Linked DNA regions of Homo sapiens: region 1 is linked to region 2. A link is a loop called in an ENCODE intact Hi-C map of the cell type or tissue named here. Cell type or tissue: K562. All regions are shown on one strand. Each heading gives the region's core, and the rest is flanking DNA. Links, peaks and the distances in the headings are about the cores only.

Region 1 (9,245 bases), core at 1,756-6,755, 99 kb after region 2:
CCAAGTAGCTGGGATTACAGGTGCCTGCCACCACACTCAGATAATTTTTTTGTATTTTTAGTAGAGACGGGGTTTCACCATGTTCGCCAGGCTGGTCTCGAACTCCTGACCTCAGGTAATCCACCCGCCTCGGCCTCCCAAAGTGCTGGGATTACAGGCATGAGCCACCACACCTGGACTTTCTACAGTTTCTTTATCCATTTTTTCCCTACAACATGGATTCTGTCCAACCCTAAGCTCTTTCACAACTATGTGCCCAAATGCCAGATTTTCTGAACACTAATATCTTACTCTGGGTCTCCAGGCCAATTCTTCAAATTCCATCATCTATGTCCTCGAAAATAAATATTACCACAGATTACTATATTTGCAATTTTGTTCCTATCAGATATCAAGAGGAAGAAAGTTTCTACAAGATAAACTAACTGTTCATGACAGGAAAAGTGGAAATTGTCTTGACCAGTTGACATGAGCCTTTGGAATGAATAACACTACAGAGCTCAAGACCAGCTAAGGGAACTTACCCCCACATCTTGGGTGAATAATGATATTTATCTTGTCTCTATGGTAAAAACAGATACAAAACTGTATATACAGCATAATTCTATTTTTATGGAAGAATAATACATTATGTGTGAGTAGCAGAAACCAACTAGTCTGCCAAACCAATTCTCTTTCCTTCTGCACACAAAACTAGATTATATTCCCAGCCTTATAATTAGGTATGACCATGTGACTAAGTATTGGCCAATGGAATGTGGGCATAAGGAATGGAAGCCACTCTTGTGCAGTCCTCCATATTCTTTCTACCTGTGTCTGCCAACCCAATGCTGAGCATCCAGCAGAGGACTAAGGGGCCCTACAAGATGATGGGTCTGCTTGTTAAATATGGCAGAGCCTCTGTCAGGCTGGGTTCCCCAAAGACTGTGAGGTGCAGAACCCAATTCCCACCCTACCCCCAGCTGCTGTTTGAGTTTTCTGTGAACAAAAAATAAACTTTCATCTGTTGAGCCACTGAGAACAGGAAGATGTCTAGCTAGCTTTCCTGGCTCTAATACAGAAATATATCTCTAGAAAAATGTCTGAGAAAATGTGTATCAAGATGTTAATCAGATAGTGGGGTTTGTTTCCTTCATTTGGCTTATTTATGTATTCTAATTACCTGTAAACTTTTTTAAGGTTTTCAAAACAATAAAATCTATATACCAGTTTCCCTTCTGGAAAACTGCAAGTTTGGTCATTTTCAGCTGATATTCCCTAAGAGGGGCAGAGGATGCCAAGTGTTGTCATTCCTCCATTATCCACTGTTTCACTCTATTGCCATCAGAAGAAACCTATTAGAAATGACATGGGGCTGTTTACAGCTTTTATTGACTTTCAATAAACTTTTGACCCCACAGATGAGAATCTGTCGTGAACTAAGAGGTATGAACTCACTATAGACCCCTAGGTATTGTGACACTTACATAAGAACCTGGAACTTCCTTCTCTCATTTGTGTCAGAGTCCTTGTACTTCTCTGCTTGACAGAAAAAAGCATAATAAGCACATTTCTATATGCAAAGCACAGGACTCTTTGACAAAAACTGTTAAGAAATAGATCAGCCATTGAAAGAATGACCTTAAGAATATTCTAAAACCAGAGTTATAATTTCTAGTAGATATCCTACAAAAATGTAATTAGCCCATAACCAGCAACAAACTACCTTGATCAGTTACCTAGAAATGCATTTGTTTAACTTAGCACACCAAGAAATGACATACAGCTAGTTTAAAAATTAATGTTTTGTTGAGTTTAGAACTGTTTAGTTTTATGGGCAAGGTAGGCACTCAATCCATTACTCTAAAAAATCCAAAAATTAATCTTGTATTAGGCCAAGCCACCAGGGAGCTATATACATGAGGCTGCATTGTTTTATTAATTTTGACTGAATTTTTCTTTATAATCATTATGTCAATCTACACTGAAAAATTATTATTGGATTTACCATAAAAATCATAATTATGATTACCCATCCTGAGTATTCTGCTTGTGTTTAATTCTCTGAATACTGTAAATAGTGTAACTGACTATATTTTCCTTTTTGCCTTGACAGCTAGGGAGCTCAGAAGTAAGTGTGCCATCCACAAGTGAACAGAAAAGTATGGTATGCATTTTGTTTACCAGCCTCCCCTTGGCTTAATCTTCTTTTTCCTATTTTTTTCTACTTTATTTTATGTTGTATTCATACAAAATTCCTCTGTCATGTGTTTTCATCTTGTTGCATACTCTGTGCTTTTGTAAATGGTTTTAAATACTTTTTAGAATGAGCCAAGAAATAGAGGGATGTACACATAACTAGAGAAAAGGAGAAAAAAGTACAGGACTGGAAGGTAAAAGGAGACTCTCAGTAGGACCACAAATTTTCTTCAAGCAATAAAATCTGGTATTACCTGGACTGTAATGCAACCAGGGACTAACAGTCCTTTACTTCCATTATCTCTGCCTATCTTGATGCTCCTGGTTTTGATATCCCTCTGACCTGACAACAACTTTGTGTCTTGGCCCATGCCTGCCACATGCCCTGACCTAGCCTGACCTTGCCTGTGCCCTGTCTCTGTATCACTCAAATCTTGGCATGGGAATTGGGTACCTGGCAGTGTTCCTAATAACTCTGATTAGTTGATTCTGGCCCCAGCCATGCTATAATTACTCTCAAATTCACATATAATGTAGGTTTTTATCACAATTACTTTCCAAGTTATATAAAAGAGTGCTTTCTTTTAGAACCTTTCTGAAATGCATAAACCTTTTCAGAGTTTGGAACCTCCAGCTATGTAATTTATAAGCTAAGAATTCATGGAGCTCTGAAATTAAGGCCAAGACTTAAAAATCTAGAGGAGCTACATATTCTTTAAAAGTCTGTCTCCAACTAGAGGAAGACTTTGGGAGGTGAGGGCAAGACAACCCTCTGTCAGGAGGTAAGAACAGTTTCAGTAAAGAGATGGGGTGCCATTATGAAAGCCAGCCCCAACAGCTTTCTGGCTTATAATCACAGCATTCTAAATATGAATTCTGTAAAATCTTTAAAAGGCTTTTTAAAACTCTGCCCTCAACAATTATCTCCTCTCACATATCTTCATTTTCTACCTCTCCACTTGCCCCTTTGGCTTAACCTGATTTTCCCACATGACAGCAGGATTTCCCTTTTCACTGACAAGCTGCACTCACTACCCTCAAATCCACTTACAACTTAACTTTTGCCACTAGCTTTTGCTCCTTACCTTGCTACTGCCATCCTCCAAAACTAAGCCATCACCCAAAGTCTCTCAAATGTCAAATCCAACAAATATCCTCTTTCCAATTTTCATTGTATTTATCCTTTAAGAGCATAAGACAGTAGTAATAATAGTAGCTATTATTTATTGAGCAACTACTATATATCAGGGTATTTTGCCATACCATCTCTTTCCCTCATAGCACCCAATAACACTGATATTATGTCAGCTAGAAGAGTTCACATAACTCATCCGAAATCACACAACCAGCACGTGGCAGATTGAATGTCTGCATGGTGGATTAAGGATGACTGTAAATTCTTTGTCCCTCCTCCTTTGAAGAAGTGTAGTCCTCTCCTTAAAACCGGGCTGGCCCTGTGATTTGTCCTGACCAGTAGAATGTGGCAAAAGTGATGGGTGTAACTTCCAAGACTGAGCCTTACAAGATCTGCAGCTCTGCTTTCCTGTACTGGGAGAGGACCCTCTTGGATGATGACTGCCACATAGGAAATCCAACTACCCTGAGACCACCATACTGTGAAAAAGCCAGGTAAAGAAAGGAGGCCATGTAACAGAGCACTGGGGCATTTAAACGAATGTGGGGAAAAGAAAGAGAGATCAGACTGTTACTGTGTCTATGTAGACAGAAGTAGACATAAGAGACTCCATTTTGTTCTGTACTAAGAAAAATTCTCTAACCCTAGCCCCAGCCCTGTGCTCGCAGAGACATGTGCTGTGTTGACTCAAGGTTTAATGGATTTAGGGCTATGCAGGATGTGCTTTGTTAAACAAGTGCTTGAAGGCAGTATGCTTGTTAAAAGTCATCACCACTCTCTAATCTCAAGTACCCAGGGACACAACAGGAAGGCCACAGGGATCTCTGCCTAGGAAAGCCAGGTATTGTCCAAGGTTTCCCCCACATGTGATAGCCTGAGATATGGCCTCACGGGAAGGGAAAGACCTGACCGTCCCCCAGCCCGAGATACCGGTAAAGGGTCTGTGCTGAGGAGGATTAGTAAAAGAGGAAGGCCTCTTTGCAGTTGAGATAAGAGGAAGGCCTCTTTGCAGTTGAGATAAGAGGAAGGCATCTGTCTCCTACTTGTTCCTGAGCAATGGAATGTCTCGGTGTAAAACCCGATTGTATGTTCTATTTACTGAGATAGGAGAAAATCACCTTAAGGCTGGAGGTGAGACATGCTGGCAGAAATACTGCTCTTTAATGCACTGAGATGTTTATGTATGTGCACATCAAAGCACAGCACCTTTTCTTAACCTTGTTTATGACACAGAGACATATGTTCACATGTTTTCCTGCTGACCCTCTCCCCACTATTACCCTATTGTCCTGCCACATCCCCCTCTCCGAGATGGTAGAGATAACGATCAATAAATACTGAGGGAATTCAGAGACTGGTGCCGGTGCCGGTCCCCTGGGCCCACTTTTCTTTCTCTATACTTTGCCTCTGTGTCTCTTTCTTTTCTCAGTCTGTCATCCCACCTGACAAGAAACACCCACAGGTGTGGAGGGGCAGGCCAGCCCTTCAAATGAAGACTTCTAAGACCTTCCAACCCAGCCCAATTGCCTGCTGAATGTAGCAGCCAAGTTGATGCCTCCAATTGACACTCACTATGCGGAGGAGAAAAACCGTCTAGCCAAGCCCTGCCTGCATTTCTAACCTACCAACTCATGATAAACCACAAATTGTTATTTAAGCTGCTAAGTGTTAGGGTTGTTTGTTACACAGCAATAAATAACCAAAGTCTGGTTCTAAGATCTCCTGCTGCTTAGTCGCTCCAATTTTTTACCATCTCCTAATTCCTACCAAACCAATTTATCCTTCAAGTCATTTAATGATGCAATGATCAAATGATCATTGGTAACGTCAAAATCATGTTTTAATTTTAAATTTAAAAGCATTTTGAGTAGATTAAGTATGCATTAAATGTGGTGCTAGGTGCTACGACAGATACAAAAATTCAGAAATTTATAGTCCTAGACTTCAAAGGCTCTTACATCCTGGGAGAGAGATAACCAAATACACAAATGGCCCTAAATACACAAAGGAGTGAGCAAAGATGATGCTAGAGTAGCAACCTGAACAGGGAAGAGCACAGGCCCAGGGTTCTGACTGGGACCCCCAGATTTAGAGGGTGGCTTCCACACATTGTCCATGGACGCATATCTACCCAAACGTGGACAAGGATCAGCTTTGATTTCTTCCTGGCCCTCAGAACCTGTCACACAACCAGTCACCAACTCCACATGGCCAACTCTTACTTCATTGTCCCATCCTCTGCCCTGTGCTGATTTGCTTGTTACAAGCTTGTTACAGGCTCCTCACATTTCACCTTGCCTCCTCCCTCCTATTTTCCCCAACTCATCCTTACTGTCTCTAGAAGGATCTTTCTAAAACACAAGTAAATTTCTTGTCACTGTTCTCAAAGCAGCTGATGGCTTCCAGTTCCCCAGAGTCCCACCCAATGGCTCTGCATGGCTACCAAGATGCTCAGCATTCTGTTCTCAAGGTAACCATCTAGCCCCGTCTCTCACCCCAGCAACTCCAGACCTGGACCCACTTTTGCACAGCTATTCCTTTGCTAATGTTCTCACTAACGTTCTGAAGGATCACTTTGGCCCCAATCCCCATCCTTTTGAAAATTCTGCCCCTTGTAGGTTCAGCTTAAATGAGGTACAAGGCCTCCCTGGATCTCCTTGGTCAAAATTAATCATTTTCCCCTTTACATTTCCAGAGCCCTTTCTTTATACCTTCATTCCATTCTGTCTGATGTGTACACTTAGTCACAATATGGAGTTTCAAACAGACTGCGAACTCTCAAGGGCAGAAGCTCTGCCTGACTGATCACTACATCTCCCCAGCTTTGAGTAGTCCTTCTTACATTGGAGATGCATATATATACACACACATATATATACACACATACATATCTTCTATTGATGCTATCCTATATTCTATTTCCAATCTTCCTGAACATTTATATATTTGAACTTTGATTAAGCCTGCCTAATCTATGTCATTCTTAGACATTTGTACCATCAGCCAAAAAGATGCAGATTAAATGCTGACAGGATCAAATCATCCTATATAGCATGAAACAATGCGAAACAATGCTAAACATAGCATCATGCCACAACCAGGCATTTTCCCCTAAAACTTTTTATACTGTGTACACTTCATGATGAAAGATCACATTATATGTGGCCACTTAGCACACATATCATGGGATTATGCATGTGTACTGGCAGTCTCCCTACTTAAAACACACATGTACTGATGACCATTGAAACTCACTCTGTTGCCCAGGCTAGAATGCAGTGGCAAAATCATAGCTCACTGCAGCCTCAATCTGGTGACGGGATCAATTCTCCCTCCTTAGCCTCCCAAGTAGCTAAGACAACAGGTGCTCGCCACCATGTCCAGGTTTTGTTTTGTTTTGTTTTGTTTTTTGGTAGAGACAGGGTCTAGCTATGTTGCCTAGGCTAGTCTTGAAAAAATGTATTCTTGGCTGGGCGTGGTAGCTCACATCTGTAATCCCAGCACTTTGGGAGGCTGAGGCGGGTGGGATCCCTTGAGGCCAGGAGTTTGAGACCAGCCTGACCAACATGGAGAAACCCCGTCTCTACTAAAAAATACAAAATTAGCTGGGCGTGGTGGTGCATGCCTGTAATCCCAGCTACTTGGGAGGCTGAGGCAGGAGAATTGCTTGAACCCGGAAGGCGGAGTTTGCGGTGAGCCAAGATCGTGTCATTGCACTCCAGCCTGGGCAACAAGGGTGAAACTCCGTCTCAAAACAAAAACAAAAACAAAAAGAAACGAAAGAAAAGAAAAAATGTATCCTTTATTTTCCTCTCCAGGTACCATCCCATTTTTCTGCATCACTTTAAAGCATACTTCTCATAAGAGTGTCTATGCTCACTATCTCAAATGACTGTTTTTGTTTCCCCTCTCTTCTTACTATGAAATATATCACACATAACCCAACACTAGTATAATTACCCACTAGAGTCAAGAAATAGGCTATTGCCAGCACCCCAGGTCCCATTCCAATTTGGTTTTTATCCCCATAGCTCCATCAAAACAGCTCTTTTTCTCAACTGAATTCTTTTTTTAGAAAATGTCAACTTTCATGTTAGATTGACAGAGTGAATGTGCAGGCTTGTTACATAAGTATAGTGTGTGATGCTTCAGTTTGGGATACAATTGGTCCCATCACCCAAGTAGTGAGCACAGTACCCAATAGGTGGTTTTTCAACCCTTCTTCTCCTCTCCCAACTCCAGTAGTCCCCAGTGTCTACTGTTCCAATCTTTATGTCTGTGTGTACCCAATGTTTAGCTGCCACTTTTAAGTGATAACATATGGCATTTAGTTTTCTGTTTCTGCACTAATTCACTTAGGATAATAGCATCCAGCTGCATCCATGCTGCTGCAAAGAACATGATTTTATCCCTTTTTATGGCTGCATAGTATTCCATGATATATATGTACCACATTTTCTTTATCCAATCCACCACTGATGGGCACCTATGTCTTTGCTATTGTGAATGGTGCTGCAATTAACATACATGCACATGTGTCTTTTTGGTAGAATGATTTCTTTTCCTTTGGGCATATACCCAGTAATGGGATTGCTGGGTTGAATGGTCGTTCTTCTTTTAGTTCTTTGAGAAATCTCAAAACTGCTTTCCACTGCTTAACTAATTTACATTCCCATCAATAGTGTATGAGCATTCCCTTTTCTCTGCAGCCTCACCAACATGTTATTTTTTGACTTTTTAATAATAGCCATTCTGACTAATGTGAGATATTTCATTGTTGTTTTGATTTGCATTTGTCTGATGATTAGTGGTGTTGAGCTTTTTTTTTTTCATGTTTGTTGGCTGCTTGTGTGTCTTCTTCTGAGATGTATCTATCTCTTCATGTCCTTTGCCCACTTTTTAAGGGGGTTATATGTTTTTTGCTTGTTAGATTATTTAAGTTCCTTACACATTCTGGATATTTGACCTTTGTGGATGCATAGTTGGTGAATATATTCTCCCATTCTGTAAGTTATCCATTTATTGATATTTTATTTTGCTATGCAAAAGCTTAATGTGTCCCACTTATCAATTTGTGTTTAATTATGTCCCACTTGTCTATTTGTGTTTTCATTGCAACTACTTTTGAGGACTTTGTCATAAATTCTTTGCCAAGGCCAATGTCCATAATAGCATTTCCTAGGCTTCCAGTTGGATTTTTATAGTTTTAGGTCCTAAGTTTTTAATCCATCCTGAGTTAATTTTTGTATATGGTAATAGGTAGGAGTCTAGCTTCATTCTTCTGCAAAAGGATAGCCAGTTATCCAAGCACGATTTATTGAAAAGGGAGTCCTTTCCCCATTGCTTATTTGTGTTGACTTTGTTGAAGATTAGATGGTTATAGTGGCTTTATTTCTGGGTAATCTATTCTGTTCCATTGGTGTATGTGACTGTTTTTATACCAGTACCATGCTTTTTGGCTACTGTAACCTTGCAGTATAGTTTGAAGTTGAGTGACGTGATGCCTCTGGCTGTGTTCTTTTTGCTTAGGATTGCTTCAGCTATTTGGGCTCTTTTTTTGTTCCATATAAATGTTAGAATAGTTTTTTATAATTCTATGAAAAATGACATCGGTAGTTTCATAGGAATAGTGTTGAATCTATAGATTGCTAAGGGACAGAATGGCCTTTTTAACAACACTGATTTTTCCAGTCCATGAGCATGGAATGTTTTTCCATTTGTTTGTGTCATCTATGATTTCTTTCAGCAGTGTTTCATTTTTAGTTATCCTCGTAGAGATCTTTCACCTCCTTGGTTAGATGAATTCCTAGGTTGTGTGTGTGTATTGTAAATTGGACAGTGTTCTTGATTTGGCTCTCAGTTTGAACAAGACTGGTGTATAGAAATACTACTGATTTTTGTACGATAATTTTGTATCCTGAAGCTTTACTGA
Region 2 (9,245 bases), core at 2,567-7,566:
TTAAGCCCACATTGGAGGCTTAGGATAAATGGATGCCATTCTGCCCAATCCATGAAATAAACGTCTTTAGTTTTCTCAACAGTGGAATGCCAGCAGCATCTAACATACAACGTATTTTTAATGAAATTCACTGACAAATGTTAAAAAACTTCAGCCTCACCTTGAACATCTTTTCAAAACACTTAAGCAGAGTTCTTGAAACAATCCTCAAAAGTTAAATTTACAAAAAAGCTTTGGTTTCTGCAGTTTTCAGTTCAAAACACTTTCATATCCCTTACCTTCTAGTCCTGAAAAGATATTCGGTAAATCTCCCAGTTACTCCATTTTATAATTGATTCAGGGGATTCCCTATCTATTGGAACTGGAGCTTTCAGCCAGAAAAGCCAACGGAACCTAAATTATCTCCATTCAGCTGCTTGCAGGACTATAAATACCACCTCTGCCTTGCCATGGGAAGAAATACATCATTTGACTTTTATAGGTTCAGGGCTTTTTGTATAATCTATTATTTTTCTGTGAAAAATAAAAAATCAGTGCATATGCTTTAAGAAGACTGTGTTCATGTCTTTACATCAGCAATCTTCCCTTGATTCCTTGTATATTCATCTCTATATGTAACTATCAAAGTTAATATGCTTAGATATTATGCAAAAATGCTAATAACCATGTTTCCTGAAAAAAGAGGGAACCCAAGAGGTAGTTATACTGTCAGTAACATAGGTGTATGGCCCAGTCCTCCTAGCATTAGGAATAGTGTATAAAAACTCCTAAGATAAACATAGCCCCTATGTCCTCTGAGAGTTCCTACTGAAGATGCACCCGGTAGTTGTGCACACCCCCAGGAACCTCAGAGGGAACGGGTAGGATGGGAGTCCAGGAACTGCTGGATCTGAAGCTAAGCCTGCTTACTGATTTCTTAATAAGTCACATTATGTCTGTTTCTCATCACCAAATAGGCATATCAGTATTGAAGTATTTCCCAAACATGGGGAGAGAAATTTCTTGTTTCCTCACATAATATTCATCCCACCCATCCGTCACCCTCCCCACATTTTTGTTTTGGCTTTCTTCCTGTGTTAATTGTTGAAGCGTCATCTGACTACCAGGAAATGCTCATTGAAAAGAAAGAATGAACAAAAGGACCAGGGGTCCCTCAATAGCCTGTTGACTAGTGGCAACACTTCAAATTAGTAAACACAGGGGCAGAGACTGAAGGTGGAAGGAGGCAATTCACAAAAAATTCATAGCATGTGAAGGGGAAAGTGAGCTGGAGCTGCCTCTCTACCTTCCTCCTTAATATAGGTACCTCAGGGCAGTGTTCCAGGTGAGGCCTGAAAACAAGGTCCTTTGGGTACTTCAGTAAGTAAAGCTCCTTGAACAGGGATTGAGAAAGACTAGGAAACCCATACTCCATCCAGCCTTATGAAAAGATGCCTCCACTGGAGTCTAGGGACCACAATTAAAGGTGGTATAGCTTGTTTCACAATGTTAGCATCCACTGGAGAAGCAAGGCTTCCAACACGGTCGCAAGATCATTTGATATGTTAGAGAGGGTCCCTCTCTAGATTATGGAGGAATAAAAGAAATGAATGAATAATGAAGTCAGAGAATTAGACAAAGAAGAAACTAACGAGTAAATCTGTTATTTCTTGAAGATCCAAAAAATGAAGATAGTAGGCATTCTACTTTCTGGAAGCAATGATCAAGAAGATCTGTTGGCCAGGCGTGGTGGCTCATGCCCATAATCCCAACACTTTGGGAGCCCAGATAGGAGGATTTCTTGAGCCCAGGAGTTCAAGAGAAGCCTGAGCAACATAGTGAGACCTCATCTCTACTAAAAATAATTTAAAAATTAGCAGAGCACACCTGTAGTCCCAGCTACTTGGGAGGCTGAGGCAGGAGGATCACTTGAGCCCAGGAGTTTGAGATTGCAGTGAGCTATGATCCCACCACTACACTCCAGTCTGGCAACAGAGTGAGACCCTGTCTCAAAAAAACAAAAACAAAAAACAAACAAAAAAAAGTGCTTTCTTAGTTCTCCAAGTAAGAAAGAAAGACTGAAGTGGGTTGAATGTCTGCGTGATAAACCCCTATTAACTTCAGTAGGGATGGCACCAAGTTCAAGAGGCTGAAGGAGAGACCCAGAGCCAACAAATGAGATATAGGGTTTTATTAGGAGAAACTTACATACAGGGATGATGCAGTAGCCATGTGCTGGACAGAAGAACCACCACTGCATGCAAAAAGCATGCAGTTTATATAGCATTTTCACTTCACTCCCTCCTCCTAACAACCTCCACCTGGCAACCTTCATTTAACGCAAAACAAAGAGCCTCACTCCCCTGTATGCTGATGTTCCACAGGAAGGGCCCAGAGCTCAGATGTTCCTCACAGACAAGGAATTTATCTCTGGGTTGGGCACGCTCTGAACTCCAAACACATATTCAGGTGCAACTGCCATACAGGATCATCCTCAGGGTATGCTCAAGTTAAATTATTGCTGTCGGGTGTGTCTACCATATACCATCATACCACAGGATCAGCACAACTGAACCTGAGTGTAAAGAGGAAGAAGGCTAAGCAGAGTTGTGACTCTCCAACTGCATTGGAGGATTTTTAGGGAAAGGGCATGAAGAACTTGAAGGTATAGCTTTATTCTAAAATACTCCTCTCTATATTTTTTTCTCATGGGGAGCAAAGAGCCAGTCTGAAATGGAACTATTATTTTACAGATAAATAGAGGAAAGTTATGCCTTAAGAGCAGATAGAAAGTCCTGCGTTACTGGATATGAGGGCATAGCATCATATCGTTTACTCAGCAAACATTTATTACTCAGCACTAGAACTAGCCACAATACATAAATTAATTAAAAGCTATGACCCTTTTCCTCAAGGATCTACAATCTAATTGGAAAGACAGAAGGACAAGAGAAGCACAAGAAACAGCAAAAGCCATATGTTTGCTTCTATCTTTAGGATAAGAAATAATAGCACAAAAGCATAGGGTTTCAGAGCCACAGGGACTGAGATTTTCGATTCTAGCCCCTCTTTTAAGAGGTGAGGAAATGGGATCAAGTCCTGGCAATGATGAGGTCAATTCCTCAACTCCCACAGGAGGACCCTTCCTGCTTTGTTCCGTGTTGTTAAAAATGACAAAGGTACAACGTACGAAACAATACTTCGCGGCCAGAGGGAAGAACTGTAGTCAGGGAAGACTTCCTGGAGCTGGTAAGAATTGAGCTAGGTAAGTCTTGGGGGAAGTTTTGGAACTAAATTGAACTAAACTGGGGGAGTAAAGGCAGAAGTCATACTGGGGAGCCAGACCGGCAATGCAAGAAGCAGACTAGACAAGCTGCAAAGCCAGTAAGTCAGGAGGCCACCAGAACACTGACCTTCACCTCCTAAGCTGCTTCTTTTGAATGCCTAACAACAGTTACTGCCTTTAGTCCCTTTACCAACTTTAACTAAGGTATAATTGTTGTTGCTTAAGACTTTGTAGTTTGGTGCCCAGAATTCTTACTGTTTAAGTTTGTCGGCTTGTCATTTCTATCCCTGGTCAGCAGAGATTTAGTGGATGAAGATGAAACTGACAGCTGGGATTCCTAAAACTCCTGATAGCCTCCATGTCCTTTTATAAAGCAAGATAGAATCCTTTAACCTGATTTGGAGAACAAACAAGTAGAACTAAAGGAGTTCTAAGAAACGTATTCATTTCAGGTATTGCTTATTAAACCAGGAATTGCAAATTCCAAAAGAAGACTATCTTCCCCCAGCCAGGGACTGAGCAGTTTTTACAAAAGGATGCATAAAATGTTAAACTCTGTATGGGATTGGGGGCCAGCCAACATGAGGTGAATTAGGGGAAGCACTAGACACATAAAGCATTCCATCAAAAAAAGAAGCTAGTTTCCTAGTCAAAAGAGTTTGGAAAACATTGGTGATTCTCTAAACCAAGTAAGTTTGGAGTTTTGTAATGCACACAAGCCTATTAAAGGTTCTTACAAGAGCTAGGGTTAAAAAAAAGTTTAATTCTATTTGAGCCCACGTTTCCAAGCTTACTTAGCCACAGAGACCTTTTTGTTTGTTTGTTTGGGCCCCACAAATGATATCCTTGGAAGTTCTGTTGTAAGCAATTAGTCGCATGATTTTAGAATGGACACCAGAGTCCTCAACTCAGTGGACTGAGGGGACACTGTAAGAACTCTTAATAATTGCCACATCTCAGACACTCTGGAGGGCTATTGTTTCTGCAAAAGACAGTGTTTCAACCTGGGGAGATATTTTCCTGAGCTCAGTTCTTTCCAGAGTCCTTTATTCTAGAAAACAAGTAGCAAGGACTAGATTTAGATACACTACTTTTCCCCAAATCATAAGTAATTCTTTCTTTCATTCATTCCTGGATTTTTTAATCTTTTTTAAAAAATTAGGATTTAGATATGCTTTCTCTGTGCTAACAGACAAAACAACAGAATAACAATTTATTTATACCATGAGATATATGCAAGAGACTCTGGAAATAAGGCCATGATGGGTGGTTTTGAATATGATAGAAAAGTCCACCAGAAGATAAAGGAAGCAAATTTCAGCCTTGAAGGAAATCAATCCACTATCTAATTTGAAATTCTAGTACCTTCCATCATGCTTTCTTGGCTGAAGATTAATTCTCAGAATCTATTAGTGTCACCACATTAAACACAGGTTGTTGCAGCCATTTGCAGCAATCTCCCAGTCTGGCTTCTGCCAAAAACAGGCAAAAACGGGACATTTCTTAGCAAGAAACAAGGTCGGGCTCTCAAGCTGGTGGTGTCTGTGCACTCTCTGCTCCAAGACAATAATGCTGTCGTGACACAGCTACTCTGTGCCTGTAAACTGCCATTTCATAACCAAAAAACCGGATGCCTGCAAGGGGGAGCTATTTGTCAAGAGCCTCTGACTGTTGTTTACCAATGAATAAAACACTTGATATAGAGCAGCTGAAAAGGCAAAAACTAAAAATACTAGTAAACTGGGTAAGAAAAGCATGAGGGTGAGCAATGTATTCCATACATTGGGGCAAAACTAGATCAAAACTCAGGATTTATGACTCTTCTCATTTCTTTATAAATATTCTGTCTTTTATACTTCCTGCTATTTTCTTGCAGGCCTGCTACTTGAATTGTTATGTGTTCCCATTGCTACAGAAGATCTAAACATTTTGGATCTGAGCAAGCATTTCCCTGCCGTGTGATTCACTGTGCTGCCCTGTGGTTGCTATCATCGTCAAACAGAAGGCTGACTGACAAAGAGGCCTCTAAATCAAGGGGAGAAAATCCTCCAGAGGATACACTAATTATAGGTTAAATATCAGAGCACACAGTATTCTGCCTTGGAAGAAAATTTCCATTCTGCAAGACAAGACTATGACAAACAGGCATTTTCTCAAAATGACTAATGCCTCAAAAGAAGGCAGAATGAGAAACTTGATGCTGTGTATGGTATTTCTGTGAAACATCACCCCCCTGTTTGGTGGAATATTTAACTGCATTTCAGTTTTCCTGAAGTCTGAATATCACATTTGATGCTGTTGCAAAGTCTCACTGGTGAGAACTGAAATTGCATGCTAACTTCACATTTGGGGTGGGGAAGTGGGGTCCTCCCCTGAAACAGGTAAATGAGAACTGGGAGTGCATTACTCAGTTAGGCAGGTCTATGGTTATCAATCAGAGGAGAATAGTCAGTATTTGCTAAAAGACAAAAATCCCCAAGAAGGTAGGATGGAGAGCTTTTGAACAGGAAGCTGAGTCTCCCTTTGAAATGAGTAACGGGAATAGAGTCTGTGTAAAAAGCAAGAGACCACATGGCTACTGGACGACAGGGCAGCTGCCATCTTGCCAGAGATCCTGGGGCAAGGTTGGAAAGATAAACAAGTGAGCCTGATCTTTAGACAAAGCTGTCAGCACCAAAGGTCCACAGTAAGCTCAAGTGAAGGTAGGACGGAAATGGAAAGGGAAGAACATTGCATTTCCTGAAGCCTGACACTGGGCAGGAAACTTGGGGATAAAGAACATCTACTTTTCTCACCCAGAGAAGACTCAAAGAAAGTAAAGAAGGTGACAAAAGAAAACATATAGGGTGGTGGTTTGAAGCCAAAATATCACATCTCTGAGCAAATGGGACAGAATCTACCTCTAGAGTTAAGACGTGTGCACCAGTGTGGCTGGAGAAAGTCCCTATGCAAAAACAAGGCCCAGGATCAGAGACCCCCAGTAAGGCAGAGAGCTGCAATATGTAACCCTGTAATGCCCCAGGGTTGCAGCCTCAGTGAAACCTGTCAACCAGGAACCTCTTTACCCTCTATCTCTAAGCCCTTGGTCAATATGAAATAGTTTGAAAAGCCCAGACTAACTGACTATGTTCTTAGGGAAGGAGATGTGGTAACAAAAATTCTAGATCCTCAAGCCCTGCTTGTCTGGGGACAAGTGGAGAGCCACAGTGAGGAGGAACAGAGGAAAGGAGACTATACTATAGACAAAAGGCAGAATCAGTCTGGGAGGAGGAAAAAGAGAGAGAGATGTAAAAGTGCTAAACAAATGACATGAAGTTAGAAGGGCCAAGTGAACCAGGCCAGAGCCAAGTAGCAGGTCAAGATGGGGCACAGATTCAAGGTAAAGAGAGGTATCTCCAAGAAAAAGTCACTGAAGGCATACTGACCGAGTTGGCTGTTTTATTCTTGTTCTTGGCACCTCCTTCTTATGTTTAAGCTACGCTTTCAAACTGTCCTACGGCATTTGACAAAGAATGGGGATAAGGTTGCCCTCTGCTGGACACAGTGGCAGCCAAGAAGATGTCAATTTTGTGTCCGAGAATTAAGGCAGTCTTAAGGATTGTTAACTGGTGGCCCCAAGTCATCACCTTCTCCCTCCTCCTGGCTTTCTTTTTTCTTTGGTTGAGTTTTTATAAAAAGCACCTTGCAATTAACCAGATATTTCTCCAGGCAACTCCACCCATGTGACACAGTCAGGGCACAGATAAACACAGCCCCAGCAACTAGCTTATCAGATTGTTAGTCTATGTTCAAATGCCACCCTTTAGTTCAAAGGGCTGGAGAAGGTGTGGTCCCTGGGAGATCACACCTTAAATGGTTAGAAAGGTTATTGTGGGGAATAAATGAGTTAATTCATGTCTAGTATTTGGTATATAGCGAACAATTGATAAATGTCAGCTCCCTGGGCCAGACACTGTACTAGTTGCTGGGTATACAGTCAGTCAGTCCATTGGAGGAAGATAGCTGTGGTACACCTATTGATAATTAGCAGTATGAGTGCTACATAAGTGTCTTACTCCATTTTGCACTGCTCTATCAGATGACCTAAGACTGGGTAATTTATAAAGAACAGAAATGTACTTTCTCACAGTTCTGACGGCTGAGAATTCCAAGATCAAGCCTCCAGCAGGTTCAGTTGTCTGGTGAGGGCTGCTCTCTACTTCCAAGATGGCTCCTTCAGAGGAGAGGAATGCTGTGTCTTCACACAGTGGAAGGCCAAAAGGCAAGAAGAGACTAACTGCCTCTCCTTCAAGCCTGTTTATCCAGTACTTAATCCTTAATCCCATTCACCACGGAGAGGCTCTCATGACCTAACGACCTCTTAAAGAACCCACCTCTTAATACTATCACAAAGCCAGCACCTGAATTTTGGAGGAGACACATTCAAACCACAGCAACAAGGAAATGTTAATGTGCAATGGCTCCCTCAGTTAGATTTTAATAATACTGTGCTCATTAGTTAGCTACTTTCTCTCAGTTGATTCCTACCACTGAGGACAAATTTCTGTTTGATAGTAGATGCCCTGATCAGAACTTTCAAAGTTCTGAGGGGAAGGGAATTTCTGGGGTCTGGCAATTCAGCAAAAGCAAAGAGCTTTGGCATTTTCAAGTTCATGCCTTTGGGTAATTTTTTTAATGTCTGGCTCATTTCTTTGATTCGAAAATCAATTTCCATTTTGACAAACAGTCATGGTCTGCTTCTTAGTCCAGGCTTAAATGCCCAGGGACACATGAATTGTATTTCTTCCCATGATCCTACTTGCCACCCTTCCCTGAATTAAATCCACAATTCTCATTTGTATGCATTCTTCTCCCTACAAGGAGAAGGAATAGAGAGTACCCAGCCATCCTCTAACAGAAATGAACAATCTGTTCCACAGTGCATGATCATTACATGCTCAGGACTATACCAGAACTGGGGTTGGGGCTAAGAGAGTGCAAATCAAACAGAAGACATTATATTCATCCACAAGAAACTTATCAGCTTCTGGGGTAATACCAAACTTACACATATGAAAGATTTAGAGAATCAGATGAGATTGATTTCATTGATTCATTCAAAAACTTACTAGGTATTTACTGTGAATGGTGCCACAGCAAATGCCTAGGGAAAACAATGCCTGGAATGAGACATTTGCTTTCATGGGATTTAGAAAGAAGTATTAGAATAGACATGGACATAAATAATAATAATTTAAGGCTGAAAAGTATAAGCACTAGAATAGCGCAGACGAAGTAAATAATTCTAACTAGGAGCAAGAGTTTCACATGAGAGATGATCCTTGGGTCTTAAAGAACAAAAGGGGTATTGACAGAAAATGCAGGCAAGAGGCATTCCAAGCGGAGGGTACAGTAGCCTTTTGAGGAAGTTCATTGGTATAAAATGCAAGGCTCATCTAGGGATATGAGTAGAACAGAACAATGCAGTTATAATAGAGATGGGGTGAGAGTCTGGCTGGAACATCTTTTCAGAACCCAGAAGGTCTTGCTGGTAAGTTTGGGCTTTCTTAGCCACATTAAACTGAGGTTCATGAACAAGGATATAACACAATTAGATATTTGCTTTAGAAAATAAAGTGGCACCACATTAGAGAGTAGATTAGAGGGAAGGAGTGAATTCATTTAGGAAGAATACAGTCTGAATTAATGAAATAGAAAGGGAAAGATGATGATTGTAGCCCTGGAACTTGAAGACAAGTCAAGAGTGTTGAAAGAAAAGAGAAGAGGTCACCAATGGAATCTTAGGCAAACTTAAATTTAATAGATGGGCCTGTAGCTAAATGTTTGTGAACATAAAAATCTTTTATCTTCACTACCCAACTAAAATCTCTCTCAAAGGACCCTAAAGGCCTTTAAGTTGCCGATTCTGTGTTCCCTTTTTAGTTCTCATTGTATTCAACCTCTCTGTTCAAGAGGTCACTAATGACCATCATTACCCTGG

Evidence for each region. Peaks named below come from ENCODE experiments on the same cell type or tissue, not always from the same donor. Only the 100,000 strongest peaks of a DNase experiment are listed, where the experiment ranks them.
Region 1: it touches region 2 in a loop (7-fold over the local background); 1 of 110 quality-filtered maps calls a loop at or near these places.

The regions. Positions count from the first base shown.
Region 1 is chr2:170,258,860-170,268,104 of GRCh38, reverse strand. The region is part of intron 7 of MYO3B (myosin IIIB); the gene reads right to left. Among named protein-coding and RNA genes, the nearest start is that of MYO3B, 85 kb to the right of the region's middle. In K562, for the core only: no CTCF peak of the experiment used is centred there; DNase peaks (open chromatin) are centred at 3,565 and 4,210.
Region 2 is chr2:170,359,065-170,368,309 of GRCh38, reverse strand. The region is part of intron 8 of MYO3B (myosin IIIB); the gene reads right to left. Among named protein-coding and RNA genes, the nearest start is that of MYO3B-AS1, 13 kb to the right of the region's middle. RefSeq lists an enhancer at 5,117-5,411. In K562, for the core only: CTCF peaks have their summits at 4,905 and 6,792 (motif pointing left); DNase peaks (open chromatin) are centred at 4,869, 5,259 and 6,779; H3K4me3 peaks cover 1,019 bases.